Linked DNA regions of Homo sapiens: all the other regions are linked to region 1. A link is an interaction called in ENCODE POLR2A ChIA-PET data of the cell type or tissue named here. Cell type or tissue: GM12878. All regions are shown on one strand. Links, peaks and the distances in the headings refer to the core of each region. The heading gives the core; the rest is flanking DNA.

Region 1 (5,857 bases), core at 1,183-5,182:
CTGAGGTGATCTGCCTGCCTTCGCCTCCCAAAGTGCTGGGATTACAGGCGTGAGCCACCGCGCCCGGCCTACTTCTTGATTTCTTATATATAGCATACATTATATTATAGATACATGGGTAAATATATATGTGTATATACATATAAATGTATATGTCTATAAATGTAACATTTATATAGAAGGTAAATGTATATACAATGTAGATGTATATATACATGTAGATGTATATAAACATACATATGTAAGTCTGTGTGTATATATACACATATGCATACACACACAAACACATTTAGAGTTTGTTTTGTAAATAAAAATGGATCAAGATGTGCCATTCTTTGTGAGCTGGGGCTTCTGTAGATGTGGCTGGCTGGCATCTCCACCTTCAGAAGGCCTTATGCACTCCTCACTATGGAGCTGGGCTGGGCCCGCTGGACCCCGAGCCATGCCACGGTGCTTCTTGAACTGGAGTCACTCGGGGTGGGGAGGCAGCCTGCCCCACAAAAGCAGCACCCCCTGGACTTAGCCACGCCTCTCTAGTCAGCCCCTCTGGAAGGGCCTCTCAGGCCCTGGGGATCCTAGGCAGAGGACGCTCTAGGCCTGTGGACAAGCCTGGGAAAGAAGCCAATAAAGGAGCAATTTCGAAGTGAGAACGTCCAGAAACGTGCTGATGGCCTAGGTGGGAGGAAGGCCCAGTTGGAGGAGGAGAGGGAGGGCAGTGGCATGGGTTAGGGTCAGGAGATGTGTCAGGCGGAACACAGAATCCTGTCTGGCTGATAAAATGGGGCTTGGCAGAGCTTGGAATAGATAGGGAGGGTTAAGAGCTGCGAGGCGGAAGATGCTTGAGGTGGGATTGATGAGAGGAAAAGGGTCCCAAGAACTGCCATCTGGATTTCTGTATAGCTGAAGGCCATATGCAAAGGTCTGGCTGCGTAGAATGGGCTATCTACATCCAAAGGGCAGAGAGAGGGGCCCCTCAAATGCTGGATGGAGCAGCAGGAGCTGCCTTCATTTCCAGCATGAAATTGGGCTGCTGTCACCATGACAGAAACTTTCTGATCAGCTCGTCCTCCACCCCTTGAACCCCAGCAGTCGAATCATACTGTGCTTGTCATGGTGACATATTACGGGACCAAGTGCGTAACAGAAAGTAAATGGACTCTGAGAGAGTCCAGAAGGATGCCTGGATTGTTCGCAGAATTGAACAGACCTTAGGAACTGGAACTAATACTTGATTCTCTCTCCTCTCTTCTCGCACTGTCTCTCTCTCCTCTCTTGCTCTTGCTCTCTCGTGCTCTCTTCAAGTCTGTCTTGTTTTTGTTTGGCTCTGCTTGGCCTCCTCTGTAAACAGTCTGACTCCAGGTGGGGGAAACTTGCCCCCTGACATCCCTGAATTCACATGCTCCTAGCTTACAGCCTTGGTGGAATTTTCCCCAGAGCCTTCTATCAACTCCAGAGAAGAATTCTGACTGGTCCTGCTCAGTCTGGCACCATCTCATTATTGGGTAGTCTGATTGCCCAGGCTGGAGGGCTATGGCTGAAGGACCAAGGGCAGCCTGTTTCCAGAAGGAAATGGGATGGAAAGGGGCTGGTCAGCACTAAAACAATAGCAACCAGAGGCCGTTACACATGGTTTTCAGGATAAAGTAAAAAAAATCGGCCGGGCACGGTGGCTCACTCCTATAATCCCAGCATTTTGGGAGGCCGAGGTGGGTGGATCACGAGGTCAAGAGATCGAGACCATCCTGGCCAACATGGTGAAACCCCGTCTCTACTAAAAATACAAAAATTAGCTGGGTGTCGTGGCACGCACCTGTAGTCCCAGCTACTTGGGAGGCTGAGGCAGGAGAATCGCTTGAACCCAGGAGGCAGAGGTTGCAGTGAGCCAAGATCGCGTCACTGCACTCCAGCCTGGCAACAGAGTGAGACTCAGTCTAAAAAAAAAAAAAGTCAAGATAGCAGAGGCCCTCCATCAAAGAGCATGCTGTCTAGTTAGGGAGATGAACTTGGAACAACAGAGGGCAACAGAAAGTGCTACTGGTGGCTGTCCTCAGACCACTTTGAGACCACTCAGCTCTTGAAAAAATTAGAGTACAAACATGGTATCCCTACTCTGTAACCAATTAACTCACATTTTTTAGGCCACAGCAGCTGGAGGAATCAACCCTAGGAAGATGGATCCTAATTATGGCAGGAGTGCAGTGTGGCAAAGCAGAAAATGCAGACAGATTGAGTTTAAATCCTAGCCCTCTACCAGCTGTGATAATCAACTCAACCTTTTTAAAGACTCAGCAAATAAAATTGACACAATTAGTAGCCTCCTTCCTAGGCTGTTGTGAGGATTAAGATATGTATATTAGGTGTTCACTAGAGGATATAAACGAGTACTCAATAAATGAGATGTAGCCAGGTGCGGTGGCTCACACCTGTAATCCCAGCACTTTGGGAGGCCAAGGCAAATGGATCAGTTGAGCTCAGGAGTTTGAGATCAGCCTAGGCTACATAGTGAAACCCTGTCTCTACAAAAAGTACAAAAATTAGCTGAGTGTTGTGGCTCGTGCCTGTGGTCCCAAGCTACTTGGGAGGCTGAGGTGGGAGGATCGCTTGAGCCTGGGAGGTTGAGGCTGCAGCGAGCCAAGATTGCACCACCGCACTCCAGCCTGGGAGACAGAGTGAGACTCTGTCTCAAAAAAATAAACAAGTTGCAACCTTATGGTACAGTATTAAGACTTATTACTAACAATGACTCTTGCTGCTGTGGGCGGAAAGCCACCCAGGTGCCGAAGCAAGAGACTGAAGGCACAAACTGTTCCAGTATAATAAAGAAAATAGAATAAGAAAAGTTATACTAGAAATAGGATATAGAGATGATTATATATGGATATTATCAATCATTAGTTTTAGTATTAATCTGTGCTTTACTATTATAACCGAGGAATAACCAGCCAGTACAGTCAGGAGCTGAAGGAACATTGTGAGAAGTGACCAGAAGATAAGAGTGTGAGCCCTCTGTCAGGCCGGACATGGTGGCTCACGCCTGTAATCCCAGCACTTTGGGAGGCCAAGGCAGGCGGATCACGAGGTTAGGAGATCGAGACCATCCTGGCTAACACGGGGAAACCCCATCTCTACTAAAAATACAAAAAATTAGCTGGGTATGGTGGCGGGCGCCTGTAGTCCCAGCTACTCGAGAGGCTGAGGCAGGAGAATGGCATGAACCCGGGAGGCAGAGCTTGCAGTGAGCCGAGATCGCACCACTGCACTCCAGCCTGGACGACAGAGTGACTTCGTCTCAAAAAAAAAAAAAAAAAAAAAAGAGCGTGAGCCCTCTGTCACGCCCGGATAAAGGCCGCTTGTGGGCTTGTGTTCCTGGGAAGGCACCTGTTACTTAGCGGACCATGAAAGGGGGTTTCCCTTTCCTTGGAAGAGTTAGAGAACACCTGCTCCACCAGCCTCTTGTGGGAGGTTGGACATCAGCCAGTCTACCCACAGACATCCGGAGGCTTAAACGTCTCCCTGTGGTGCTGTGCTTCGGTGGTCACACTCGTTCACTTTCATGTTCTGCCTATATACCTGGTTCCCCTCTTAAGTCCTTAGAAGATAGCAGTAGCAGAAATAGTGAAAGTATTAAAGTCTTTGATCTCTGATAAGCACATAGAAAAAAGGCTGATGCATGATGTCCTCCCTCTGCTTCAGCTACCACAAAGGGAAGGGGCCCCCTGTCCGGTGGACACGTGACTTGCTTGACCTTATCAATCACTTGACATGACTCACTCTCCTTATCCTGCCCCCTTGCCTTGTATACAATAAATAGCAGTGCATCCAGACATACGGGGCCACTACCGGACTCTGCACATTGGTGGTAGTGGCCCCCTGGGCCCAGCTGTCTGTCATACTCTCTCTTAGTCTTGTGTCTTATTTTTCTACAATCTCTCGTCTCCGCACATGAAGAGAAAACCAACAAGGCGCCATAGGGCTGGACCATACATGCTGCCACAGTGAAATTGTTGGAATCCCAGCCCCAGCTCCTTCCCTCTTTTCTGAGTGATCCTTGCTTCCCAGATGTCACCCCAAGATGCCTTTCCTGGGCAAAAGTAAGGAATCCCAGCCCTAAAAGGCAGATGGGCAGGATACTTTGAGGACCTACTTTGGGCTGGATGCCTGGCAGCTGGTTTGGCTGCAAGGCCCAGAAGCCCACTAAAGCTGCTGAAGTCAAGGGGGACTTAGAATAACCATGACAGCATTTCATGGAATTCAGTTGTAGGAGGCAGGATGGGCATCAGCGTAAGCAGGGTTTCCCAGGTGGCTGCTCTCTCTGTCTATCCTTCCATCAGGGACTGTGTATGCCCTGCCTCTGCCCTTCTGTTGATCGGGTTCCTTCCCTTGCCCTCGGTCACTGATTTCCAGCTGGCACCCTCATGGCTGACCCCAAAGGTCTCATGTCCCAGCCTTCATAACCTTCCAGTCCTTATACTGGCACCAACTGACTCTGTCTCTGACTTCACACCAAGTTTCTGGGACAGAGACTGTGGTTGCCTGGCTTGGATCAGGGTCACATGGGTTCAATGAGCCGTGACAAGTGATGGTAGAAGTGCACTGTGGCACTGCAGCCTCGACCTCCCAGGCTCAAGTGATCCTCCCACCTCAGCCTCCCAAGCAGCTGGGACCACAGGCACAGGCCACCACGCCTGGCTAATGTTTGTATTTTTTTGTAAAGACGGGGTTTCACCATGTTGCCCAGGCTGGTCTTGAACTCCTGACCATCTACTGACAAGGGATGGCTTCTTTCTTTGACAAGGGAACACTTCTAGCGGTGAACACTTCAGAGCTGGCATCCCAGGCTCTCTCCTCAGCTGCCTGTTCAAATCTGTGCTGGGTTGGTGGGCTGCCTTGTGTTCTAGCTTGGCTGATAATATCTGGAGAAGAAGAAGAAGAAGAAGACGTGTGAACACTTTGAAATCGAAATGTTGGTGTTAGTTTCCTAGGGCTGCTATAACAAAGTACCAGAAACCAGGTGGCTTAAAACACAGAAACTTATTGTCCCACAGTTCCGGAGGCTTAGAAGTACAAAATCAAGGTCACAGCCACTTTCCCTCTGTGTCTGCGTCCTCGTATGGCGTTCTCCTTTTTATGGGTATCCACATTTCCCTCTGTTATTTTTATTTATTTATTTATTTATTTATTTATTTATTTATTTATTTATTTTGAGACAGAGTCTTGCTCTGTCGCCCAGGCTGGAGTGCAGTGGCGCGATCTCGGCTCACTGCAAGCTCCACCTCCTGGGTTCACTCCATTCTCCTGCCTCAGCCTCCCGAGTAGCTGGGACTACAGGCGCCTGCCACCAAGCCCGGCTAATTTTTTGTATTTTTTTTTAGTGGAGACGGGGTTTCACCATGTTAGCCAGGATGGTCTCGATCTCCTGACCTCGTGATCCACCCGCCTCGGCCTCCCAAAGTGCTGGGATTACAGGCGTGAGCCACCGAGCCCCAGACTATTTATTTATTTTTTTGGAGACAAGTTCCCGCTCTGTTGCTCAGGCTGATGTGCAGTGGTGCAATCACGGCTCACTGCAGCCTCCATCTCCCAGGCTCCTCCCCCATCAGACTCCCAATAGCTGAGACTACAGAAGTGAGCCACTATGCTCGGCCCATCTCCCTCTTATATAGACACCAGTTCTATTGGATTACGGCCCACCCCAGTGACCTCATCTTAACCTGATTACATCTGCAAAGACCCTATTTCCAAATAAGGTCACATTCACAGCTACAGGACTTCAATCTATATCTTAGGGATTTACAGTTGAGCCCGGTTATAAGTGTCCACACTGGGTATGGTGGTGTGTATGTATAGTCCAGCTATG
Region 2 (5,857 bases), core at 965-4,964, 1.1 Mb before region 1:
ATAAAAAATAATTTGGAATAGAATAAAATAGATAAGAAACCTATAAATTAATGTTAATTAATGTTAGTAGAAACCAAAGTTTGCAGTGAAAAAGAGAGACAAATATTCAATCAAAGAGATAAAGCAAAGTCTCCCTTAAGACTATTAAAAAAAATTAAAAAAAAAGAAGTCCTGGGTATGTTAAATTTTAGTTTGAAATATCAGTATCAACAAATGATTGAAATAATACATATATTCTAGTTGTGCCCATGAATAGAAACTAGACACAATAACACTCCAGTAGGAATGAGCACTCCCTGAACCCAGACTTGGTTTCCTTTTTTTTTTTTTGAGATAAGAATCTTGCCCTTTCACCCAGGCTGGATGGAGTGTACTGGCACAATCTCGGCTCACTGCAACCTCCACCTCCTGGGTTTAAGTGGTTCTCTCACCTCAGCCTCCTGAGTAGCTGGGGCTACAAGCGCCTGCCATGATGCCTGGCTTATTTTTGTATTTTTAGTAGAAACAGGGTTCACCATGTTAGCCAGGCTGGTCTCGGACTCCTGACTGCAAGTGATCCACCAGCCTTGGCCTCCCAAAGTGCTGGGATTATAGGTGTAAGCCACTATACCCGGCCCCAGATTTGGTTTCTAAATGCCATTCCCCATTAAAAGGACAAAAGGTTTTTTAAGAAATGACTGATACCAGGTCCAGAAGAAAGTACAAAGTGAATTTCCATCTTTTTTGTGCCAAAAGTAAGGAAGCACTCAAAGACAAATGGGACCATATCAGCCGGGCACAGTGGTTTAAGCCTGTAATCCTAGCACTTTGGGAGGCCGAGGCAGGCGGATCACTTGAGGACAGGAGTTCGAGACCAGCCTGGCTAACACAGCAAAACCCCGTCTCTACTAAAAATACAAAAAAAATTAGCCAAGACTGGTGGCATGTGCCTGTAATTCCAGCTACTCGGAAGGCTGAGGCAGGAGAATTGCTTGAACCTGGGAGGCGGAGGCTGCAGTGAGCCGAGATCGTGCCACTGCACTCCAATTTGCGCAACAAGAGCGAAACTCTGTGTCAAAAAAAAAAAAAAAAGACAAATGGGACCATATCAAAAACAGGAACACGGGGTATATACATTTGTCAAAACTCATCAAACTATACACTTAAAATCTGTGCACTTTATTGCATGCAAATTATATATCAACAACCAGCATTATACTAAAAAACAAAAGGCACACAGGAGCCAACTTGAAGGAGTGCCAGATAAAATGTGGAATAAGCTGAGCTTCAAAATGAGTAATGACTAAACTTGGCTACAATGAAATAAATAAATAAAAATCTGTAAAATCTGTAGTTTTTTATCAATTAAAAAAACTAAAAAGAGGGTTAGAAACATTGGCTTACGCCTATAGTCCCAGTTACCTGGGAGGCTTCGAGGTTGCAGTGAGCTATGATCAAGCAACTGCACTCCAGCCTTGGACAGAGTGAGACTCCATACAGAAAAAAATAAATTAAAAATTTAAAAAAAATTTTTTTTTTGAGACAAAGTCTTGCTCGATTGCCCTGCCTGGAGTCTAGTAGTGGAATCATAGCTCACTGCAACCTTCAACTCCTGAGCTGAATTCTCTTGGTTGGCTAATTTTTAAAATTTTTTTTTGTAGAGATGGAGTCTTACTATGTTGCTTAGGCTGGTCTCAAACTCCTGGGCTCAAAAGATCCTCCTACCTTGATCCTCCTGCCTTGGTTTCCTAAAGTGCTGGGATTATAGGTGTAAGACACCATGCCTAGCTAGTAGATGAGATTTTTAAAGGAAAATATGCATACAGAGAAATGCAAAGCTCTAAGGAATGAAACTTGCAAAACACCTTTCAAAAAGAGAAAGAGGGAGAGATCCAGTTGTGTGTGTGTGTGGTTTTTTATTTTTATTTTTTGAGACGGAGTTTTGCTCTTGTTGCCCAGGCTGGAGTGCAATGGCGTGATCTCGGCTCACTGCAACCTCTGCCTCCCAGGTTCAAGGGATTCTCCTGCCTCAGCCTTCCAAGTAGCTGGCATTACAGGCATGTGCTACTACGCCCAGCTAATTTTGTATTTTTAGTAGAGATGGGGTTTCTCCATGTTGGTCAGGCTGGTCTTGAACTCCCGACCTCAGGTGATCTGCCCACCTCAGCCTCCCAAAGTGCTGGGATTACAGGAGTGAGCCACCGTGCTTGGCCCAGTTTTTTTTTTTTAAGCTAGAGAAGAATCGGCCGGGCGCAGTGGCTCACACCTGTAAGCCCAGCACTTTGGGAGGCCGAGGAGGGCGGATCACGAGGTCAGGAGATCGACACCATCCTGGCTAACACAGTGAAACCCCGTCTCTACTAAAAATACAAAAAAAAAAAAGAAAAAAAAAATTAGCCGGGCATGGTGGCAGGCGCCTGTAGTCCCAGGTACTCGGGAGGCTGAGGCAGGAGAATGGCGTGAACCCGGCAGGCAGAGCTTGCAGTGAGCCGAAATCACGCCACTGCACTCCAGCCTGGGTGACAGAGCGAGACTCCGTCTCAAAAAAAAAAAAAAAAAAGCTACAGAAGAATCAGTCAGGATACAGAAGAAAAAGAAAAATCATAAAGGCATATTACTAAGAAGTCAACAGAAGAGAGGTGATTATAGCTTACAGTGTCAAGTGCTATAAAGTACAGAGACAGAGGACTGAGAAAGGATCAGTACATTGAGCAATCATAAAACCATTATTAAGAGAAGATTCTAAAGTATGGTTTCTGTAAAACAAAGGGAAAATGGAAATAATGATTATACAATTAGACAGAGGAAACTAATAATAAGGAAACAGAAACAACTGCTCTTTCACTCATGCTTGAGGTATTGCAGGAAGAAAAAAAAAACAAACATAGAGTTAGAATGGACAGAAAGGTCAACTGAAGGGTTTCTCCAAACTAAGAAAGAACTGTGGCTGGTTGAAGACACAAAGGCAAAGTGTCAGTGGAAAATGAAGAGATAATGCCTTACATGTTATGAAACAGCAACACATTTAATGATTCTCAACCAAATTATTCATCCAGCCTAATCTTATTTAACTACATCTAATTTTACATTTTTACTTGGTTTGCACATGAATCTTCAGGTGTCTTTTAGGCTTCTTTCTAGGTAAATATCTACATAATCTGTTCAGCTACCCTTATACAAGTTCCTAAGGCAATCATCAAATATATGTATTGTGTTTAGGCTGATCAATCGAGTCCTGTGGCTAGCTAAGGTAGCATTAAAGTATACTGTCAGGCTAAGACACTGTTAGGCCTGCAAAATAAAGATTGACAATATTCATAAGCTGCTTAAATTTGTATAGTACAGATGGCTAAAATAAGAACAAATTGCTATTTTATGTGTAAAAACTGGAGAAAGTGCCTTTAATGAAATAAGAACGGAAATGAAACTGCATTTACTTACGTAAGCGCTGCTCTAGCCAAATCATGTGGCATCAGGTCTTTATATCTGGGGAACGAAAACCAGTAATTTAAACCAAAACCCTAGAGCTTCAATGAAAAATTTTCATTCTATTTGAAATACCCAGAGATCATCAAACACATGCTGCTACAAACACACTTAACTTTACTATCCAAGGCAGTCCATCATTTCAAATGAAGAAATAGTGTGACTTCGCTATTTGTCATCCTTAAAAGTCTAGCAAGCCTTAACTCCTCCTGAGCTTGCTAAGAATCGAACAAAAATGTTGTCCAACACCTTAATGTTCAGTATAACATATGCTAAATTTTCTTTAAAGTGAAGCCCCACCTTTGAGGTCTCTTTTCCTTTAAACATTTTATTTTAAAAGTATATTATTTATTTATTTTGTAATGCCTACAGGGCTACAGGTGATGTATTAGGACTTTTGAAGAAACTTTTTGCTTTTAAGTAACTTGAGATTTACCAAAGAATTGGAAAGAGGCCAAGCATGGTGGCTCACACCTAGAATCCCAACATTTTGGGAGGCTGAGGTGATATGACTACTTGAGGCCAGGAGTTCAAGACCAGCCTGGGTAACAGAGCAAGCAAGACCTTGTCTCTTACAAAAAATATTAAAAATTAGCCAGGCGTGGTGGCATGGATCTGTAGTCCTAGCTACTTGGGAGGCTGAGGTGAGAAGACTGCTTAAGGCCATGAATTTGAGGCTGCTAGGATCACACCACTGCACTCCAGTCTGGGCAGCAGAGCAAGACCCTGTGTAAATACATAAATAAGAATTGGAAAAAGAGAGCAGAGTTCCTCTTTCCCCCTGCTGTTTTTTTTTTTTTTTTAAGACGGAGGTTCGCTCTTGTTGCCCAGGCTGAAGTGCAATGGCGCAATCTCAGCTCACTGCAACCTCCACCTCCAGGGTTCAAGCAATTCTCCTGCCTCAGCTTCCCGAATAGCTGGGATTACGGGCACCCACCACCACGCCCAGCTGATTTTTTTGTATTTTTAGTAGAGATGGGATTTCACCATGTTGGCCACGCTGGTCCTGAACTCCTGACCTCAGGTGATTTGCCCGCCTTGGCCTCCCAAAGTGCTGGGATTACAGACGTGAGTCACCGCGCCCAGCCTTCCCCTGCTTTTTCTAATACTGACATCTTACATAACCATGATATACTTATTAAAACTAAGAAATGAACATTGGCACAATACTATTCACTAAGCTACTACCTATCTGAGTCTCACCAGTTGTTCCACTAATGTCCTTTTTCTGTTCCAAGATTCAATCCAAGATACCATGTTGCATTTAGTTGTCATGCCTCCTCAGTCTCCTCCAATTTGTGACAGTTTCTCAGTCTTCCTTGTCTTTCATGACCTTGACACTTTTGAAGACTGGGGTTATGGATTTAGGGGAAGAATATCACAGAGGTAAACTGTATTTCTCTTAGCTTCGTATCAGGGGGCACATGATATCAACATGACTTACTACCAGTGATGTTAAAGTGATGATTTGGGTCAAGTGATGTCTGCCAGTTTACTCCACTATAAAGTTACTATTTTTTCCTTTCTTATCTCAATTTGTTAGAAGTGAGTCACTAAGTCTAGCCCACATTCTGAGGGGAGAATTAAGTTCCACCTTCCAGTGGCAGGAATAACACAGACTTTGCGGACGTATGTCGAAATCATCATAGTAATTGATAAATATTTTGGGGGAGATTCTCTGAGACTATGCAAATATTCTGTTTCTTCTTAGCATTTCACCTAATTTTAGCATTCATTTGTAGATCTCGCAGCAAGTATTATGTGGTATTCTAATGGTTATTTTTCTCATTCTTTATTTATTTTTATTTTTTGAGATAGGGTCTCACTCTGTCACTCAGACTGGAATGCAGTGGTGCAATCACAGGTCACTGCAGCCTCAAACTCATGGGCTCAAGCAATCTTCCCACTTCGGCCTCCCTTGTAGGTAGGACTACCGGTGTCTGCTACCACACCCAGCTAATTTTTCATTTTTAGTTTTTGCAGAGATGGAGTCTCACTTTGTCCATGCCGGTCTCGAACTCCTGGCCTCAAGCAATCCTCCTACCTCAGCCTCCCAAAGTGCTGGGATTACATGTGTGAACCACTGTACACAGTCCTCCTATATTTATTAATCAAAATTCTTCTGTAAGGAAGACTTGTTCATTCTTTCTCATTTATTTACTCTTTTTTTTTTTTTTTTTTGAGACAGAGTCTCACTCTGTTGCCCAGGCTGGAGTGCAGTGGCACGATGTCGGCTCACCGCAACCTCTGCCTCCCGGGTTCAATCGATTCTCCTGCCTCAGCCTCCTGAGTAGCTGGGATTATAGGCGCCTGCCACCAAATCCAGCTAATTTTTGTATTTTTAGTAGAGAAGGGGTTTCACCATGTTGGCCAGGCTGGTCTCGAACTCCTG
Region 3 (5,857 bases), core at 965-4,964, 270 kb before region 1:
TAAAGACAAGTTACCAAAAATGCTAACCTTGAAGTTTAAATTTGGATTAGGGGTTATCAAAGACAACATTCTAATTAGGGTATAGGTGTAAAATTTGGATTTGTTGTTCAGATTCTAGTAGAGAATTAATCAAAGTTTGTTCCAGAGTCTTTATTTTTGAACGTGGTATTTAACAGTCTGTTCTGGTTAAAAGTTTACAAACTAAGTCTGAGGGAAACCAGTGAGCTCTAACCAAATCTCAGGAACAGCATGCACCTCGATGTTGTGACCTTTGTAATATACAATGAATGCCAGACACCTAGTAATCTTGTACGTAAAATGTAGAGAAATTCACTAAGGGGCAGAATTTAAATTCTTATGTACTAAAACTACAAAGCAAAAGCCACCAAAGTTACGTCCTGCAGTAGTGTGCTTATAATCAGTTGCATCTCTGGTACCCACAGCTCAGTGGCCCTGTGGCTTTGTGAGGGAGAACCTCTTGCTGAATTTACTTAGGCTTGAAGTATCGATTTCTACCCCCCTCCCCAAGGGTTCCCCCCCTCCATGGGTCCCCACCTCCCCATGGGCCTCCCCTTCCCCATGGGTCCCCCCCCTCCCCATGGGTCCGTCTGTGCTTACCGCGAATGATGATTGGTCCCTTTGCTCTTACCATGCTTATCGTCGTTTCCCTTGTTTCCCCTAGTTGGTCATTATTAATATAAGGTAAATGTCTTTTCTTTCAGTCCTCCTCGCCCTCTGACTAATATGAATGACACCATGGTTAGCCACATGTCCTCTGGAGTGCCCACTCCCACCAAGAGGTACGTATGTCTTGTGCCTTCGACTTGGGTGTTGGCCTCTGCTACTGATTTGCGATGCCCCTGCCAGAAATGAGGCCTGAAAAGCAGGTTGTTCCACAGGGCAGAAAGGACTGGTTTGCTTTCTCTTCCTTTGACCGTCTTTTAGTCTTAATTTCTACTTTTTATTTTCCTTTTTTCCCCCACCGACTCACAAATATAGCAACTGAAGTTTGGCTTTCAGTGGTGCCTCAGGTGGAAACTTCATTTGTGACAAGCAGTGGTGGCAGTGTCAGAGCAGATTAGGCACGTTTCAGATCCGTTTTTTTAACCTTAAACAATATTTTGGTAGTCGTGAGTTTCAACAGTTTTGCCTTTGAATTCTTTGTCAAAGATCATTTTTGCTCTTTGATTAGACTGTGTAAATTGAATTAATCCCTTATAAAATTTTCTCCTGAATCATTCTGTGTATGATTTATAAACATTTAAGTTGGAAAGCCTGAGTCTCTCTCTTTTGGTTATGCAAGGAGTTTGCTTTAGGGGCCTTCAAGGAATGAGAACTGTGTACTTCTTTCTCCTCTTTATTTAATTTGCTCTTCTCCAAAAATTCTCTCAGGCAGGACTTAAAAGAACTATATAAAATGGCTTTCTATTTGGTATAAGCTGTTCCATGACCCAGAGCAATGCAAAAACTCCCTCAAGGGCATGGCCATTAAAGAATTCTTTCTAACAGTCATCACTCAGAAACAAGAAAACCACAAAGACATTCCAGCCCACCCCCTAGTCCTTCCTGGAAAAAAATACATTTTGTGCCATATGTACCGATTGCTTTGGATTAATTCAGCTATAGAAATGCTATAGAAATTTTGACTATATAATACATAGTGCTTAAGACAATGATGTTTGTTCCCATTGGCTAAAACTCCTACGTCAGTGTTTATCAAACCTGACTGATGAGAAGAATCACCTGGGTCACTTGTTGAAAACAGATTTCTGGGACAACATCAGACCCAGTGAACTGGAATTTCTGAAGATAGGATCTTGAGAAGCTACATTTTTATTCCAGCTGATTCTTATCATCAAGCAAGTTTGGGCAATAGCCTGACAAGGAAGCTAACGAGTAAAGTGTAGGACTACCCTGAAGAGAGAAGTTAGGGACTTAATAAATCAGAGTGGCCTGATAACACATTACCCGCATGGAGACTCAGGACCTGACCAGGTAAGAGTACTTGCCTTTAGCCTTGCTAGGGCACTTTCCAGCAGCAAGAGAGTCAGGCCACTGCTTCTGGACAGAGCTGAGTGGTACAGGGCACCAGAGCATGGACTCTTGAGCCAGACTCTTTCTGAGTTGGAATCTGGCTCTTTGCTTACCTTGAAATGTTCTTGTCTTCATTTTTTTTTTTTTTTTAAATTTGGAGACACTGTCTCTGTCTGTCACCCAGGCTGGAGTGCAGTGGCCCAATCTTAGCTCACTGCAACCTCCACCTCCCAGGTTCAAGCGATTCTCCTGCCTCAGCCTCCCGACTAGCTGGAATTACAGGCACCTGCCACCATACCTAGCTAATTTTTGTATTTTTTTTTTTCAGTAGAGATTGGGTTTCACCATGTTGGCCAAGCTGGTCTCAAACTCCTGATCTCAAGTGATCCAACTGCCTCAGACTCCCAAAGTGCTGGATTACGGGCACGAGCCACCATACCTGGCCTTGTTTTCAATTTTTTATCTCTAAAATGGGGACAAAAATAATATCTACCTTTTGGGGTTTATGTGAGAATTTAATGTATTATTTTTATGACTTAGGAAATAAACTGGAATGTGAGAATAAGTGAGGAAGAGACAGAATAATTTACCAGCAATGCCCTCTCAAGCAGGAAAGGAATTTTTATGGACGAATACAAAGCAATTAAGCCTGTCCCACCTACCTAGATATTACGATAACCCTTGCTGTCCTTGGACTTCAGTTTTTTATGTTTAACACCCATAGCATTCAAACCCAGACTCCAGATCAAAGATGTTTCCGTTTCAAAACCAGGCAGATAAGGTGGCCGATTCAAAGAATTCAGGTCATAGTTTTCCTGTTAATTATAAGAATACCATCTCATTCAGTAGCATTTCCCATCTGAATTCTTCTCATCATTTACTAGTTCTGTCACGCTAAGTCACCCGAGTACATGAGGGCGACCACAGCTGAATGTGGCTGCTAGAGGCTATTAGAAGGAGCATGGCTTTCTGGACAGTGTTTTATTGCTTGAAAAAACTAAAAGAAGGGAGCAGTAATAATCATAGCCACCTCTGTAGAGGCCTACCCCTCAGGCTTGCTGTGTTACACCTGCAGGCTTTATTGTAAGTAGCCAGCTGTGATTGCCAGTCACAAAATGATACCTGTCATTTTTGAAAGCTGCTTCAGATAATCTATAGCCTGGATTAAGATTTCATCTTAAAGTCAGTGTTTAGCCACTCTTTCTGGTGGAATTAGCCCACCCTAGAGGTGGTTATCGTAAACTTTGCAAGGGCTGACCAGCAGACCAAAGGCAGCCAGAGGGCAGACCAGAGAAGAAGGTTGAGCTCCGATTGATTAAGAAGCACAATTACTTGAGTAGCGGCTCCATAGGAACAAAATGCTCCTACCCTACCATTACAGCCCCCAGGATTTTAGGGGATTCCATTTATATTCAGTATGAGATTGTGATATACCATGTGGATACTAATTACCTAATTCATAGACTTGGCTTTTCATGGCCCCAGTAATCAAATAGTATAAATTTCCAGGTAGTATTCTACTTGTTTCCTTAATGACTCCTCAGCTTTTCTTCCCTCCTCTGAATGTGGACAGACCTGTGTGGCCAGAGAGTCTAACGGAAGCCAGGAGCCCAGCACGTCTTGCCAGCCACAGAGCCTTACTCTGCCCAGACAGGAATGCTCGCGGAGATAGAGCAGCTACTCTCCAGAATAAGAGGTTTCTTTTAGAACTCATCCTAAGACGTCAATCACTGAATGAGACAACAACATGCACAGTGATAAAAATGCAGGAAAAATTTTAAGTGCTCTAGTTCCTACCTTTTTAATAGGCAGTGCATATAAAAATAGTGATAATCACAGTGGCCAAAAGTAATGCTGTTAGTCCAAATAAAAGATGATCTGAATGTAAGCTTTACTTTTCACAGAAGACCTTATAAATGGCAGAGATGATGACTGTCATGTGAGATAACCATAAATTATGTTCCCGAGAGGTTCTACTGTAGGGATTTGCCCTCCCTAATAATCTTTTAATATCCCTAAATTGATATCTTATAACTGAAAAGAAATTTTGTCTGCCTTAGGCTAAATACTTCCTTGAAATTTACTTTCTTTTAAAAGCGTCCACATAGTACATTTAAAAGCAAACAAGAAAAAACTTTTCAAGGCTTTAAAACATAGGCTTAAAATACCCCTCCCCTGTCCAATTTCCTAGGAGGCCCGCGTCTAGACCTCTTTTTCCCCAAGGTTCAGAATGTGAATTGTGTTCTTATGCTGCGTACTGTTCTGTTATTTTAAGTCAACTTATATTCAGACAAATATGGAAAATGATGCTAATTTTTTTTATTTTTAAATGTCTTCTAAAGCTTTAGCTGTGTTTATGGATACTTAAAGCTTAACAATTCTGTGGGAATTTCATAGAACTGTGGAAGTAACAAAAGCCTTCAGTATGCAACTTTGTGCTTTGTGCGTTCAGTTGGTATATTAATATTATGTCTCCTTTAGTTCCAAGTATTAAAATCGAACCTTAAAAGGCAAAACCCACAAAGCAAAGGCAAAAAGCAGAAAGGGAAGGGCAGAAGAGTACACAGATCACAAAAGCAGCTGGAATGCCCCCAGGCGGCCCTCCTTCTCCGAGCTGCCTCTCTCCGTGTGCCATCTTCGCTCCCCGCCACTGCAGAACAGCTGCTCCCAAGCTGCCGATGGTTGCAGACACACACCTCCCTACAGCCTTGCCCCTCCAGGGGTTGTGCTTTTCCTCCTTTGGATTAGAAAAACGCAAGGAAGGATTCTTGTGTCCTGGATTGCGTTGCTGTCCATCCTTGTGTGTATGTGAGGGACCATGCCCGTTAGACCTATGGCATCAGAGCAGAGGAAGAAGCATTTCCCCCAAAGAAGAGTATACTGCCAAGAAAAGAAGAGAGAGAGGAGGCTGAGGTAGGAGGATCGCTTGATCCCAGGAATTTGAGGCTGCAGTGAGCTATGATCATGCCGTGAATAGCCACTGCACTCCAGCCTCAGCAACATAGCGAGACTCTGTCTCTAAAAAAAAAAGAAGAAGAAGAAGAGAGAGAGATCCTGGGAAAGAAAAATAACTGAGACTGTTAGCAGACCATGGTTTTCCTACCTAGCACATAGCTGTGTGCACACATGCACACACACAAGCCTTCCCGTACACATTTCCACGTCCAGAATTTTCCTTCTTCACATAAGGCAGCCATCCATGTACAACTGCCGACGCTCTCGCACTTTTCCCAGGAGTCTTAGCCACCTCCTGTGAAAGGGACGAGGTCCAGGGTATCCAATTTATACCCAGTCATCTGGACCAGGCCTGGGTATCTCCTTTTGTGATTCATTAACCCATTAAACCATGAACCAAATGATGCATTTTAAACACTCACACACACAGTATACAAAAGTAAAGATCTCCAAATAGGATAATTGCAATTTAGAGACTTAGGGAAAAGGAAAGTAACAGATAGCATGGCATATTAAGTCACATTTGCCTGTTTCGTCCTGAAACACCACTAAAATGACAGCCAAGAGGTTTCTTTTTTTTTTTTTTTTTAAAGTAAAAACTCACAAGAACAAAGAAAAAGAAGAGAAACAATAGCAACAAAATTTTGGTAGCAGCCAAGCAAATGGATGAGTGGTAACGAACTTAACAGAGAAAAACTAAAACGTAGGCTAAAAGTAAGACAAGCCCAGAAGAAAGCCAACCCTAGGAATTAGAACGCTCTGGAAACGCAGATTCAGAATGATTGGCTCATAGTCCCTGGAAAAGGTAGAGGTACTCAGGAATTACAGCTATGGGCTTCTCTTTTGGGTGGCTTCTGAAAAAAACTGT

Evidence for each region. Peaks named below come from ENCODE experiments on the same cell type or tissue, not always from the same donor. Only the 100,000 strongest peaks of a DNase experiment are listed, where the experiment ranks them.
Region 2: POLR2A ChIA-PET joins it to region 1 with 5 read pairs; 1 of 35 experiments calls an interaction of 5 or more read pairs at or near these places.
Region 3: POLR2A ChIA-PET joins it to region 1 with 5 read pairs; 2 of 35 experiments call an interaction of 5 or more read pairs at or near these places.

What each region holds. Positions count from the first base shown.
Region 1 is chr2:25,208,030-25,213,886 of GRCh38, reverse strand. LINC01381 (long intergenic non-protein coding RNA 1381) reads right to left here. Exons shown (of 2, transcript NR_132378.1): 2 at 4,685-4,913. Among named protein-coding and RNA genes, the nearest start is that of LINC01381, 6.6 kb to the right of the region's middle. In GM12878, for the core only: no CTCF peak of the experiment used is centred there; a DNase peak (open chromatin) is centred at 3,516; H3K27ac peaks cover 1,344 bases.
Region 2 is chr2:26,267,561-26,273,417 of GRCh38, reverse strand. It overlaps HADHB (hydroxyacyl-CoA dehydrogenase trifunctional multienzyme complex subunit beta), which reads right to left. Exons shown (of 16, transcript NM_000183.3): 5 at 3,421-3,465. Among named protein-coding and RNA genes, the nearest start is that of HADHB, 26 kb to the right of the region's middle. In GM12878, for the core only: no CTCF peak of the experiment used is centred there; a DNase peak (open chromatin) is centred at 3,427; H3K27ac peaks cover 1,053 bases.
Region 3 is chr2:25,477,739-25,483,595 of GRCh38, reverse strand. DTNB (dystrobrevin beta) reads left to right here. Exons shown (of 21, transcript NM_021907.5): 10 at 723-800. Among named protein-coding and RNA genes, the nearest start is that of DTNB-AS1, 60 kb to the right of the region's middle. In GM12878, for the core only: no CTCF peak of the experiment used is centred there; no DNase peak of the experiment used is centred there.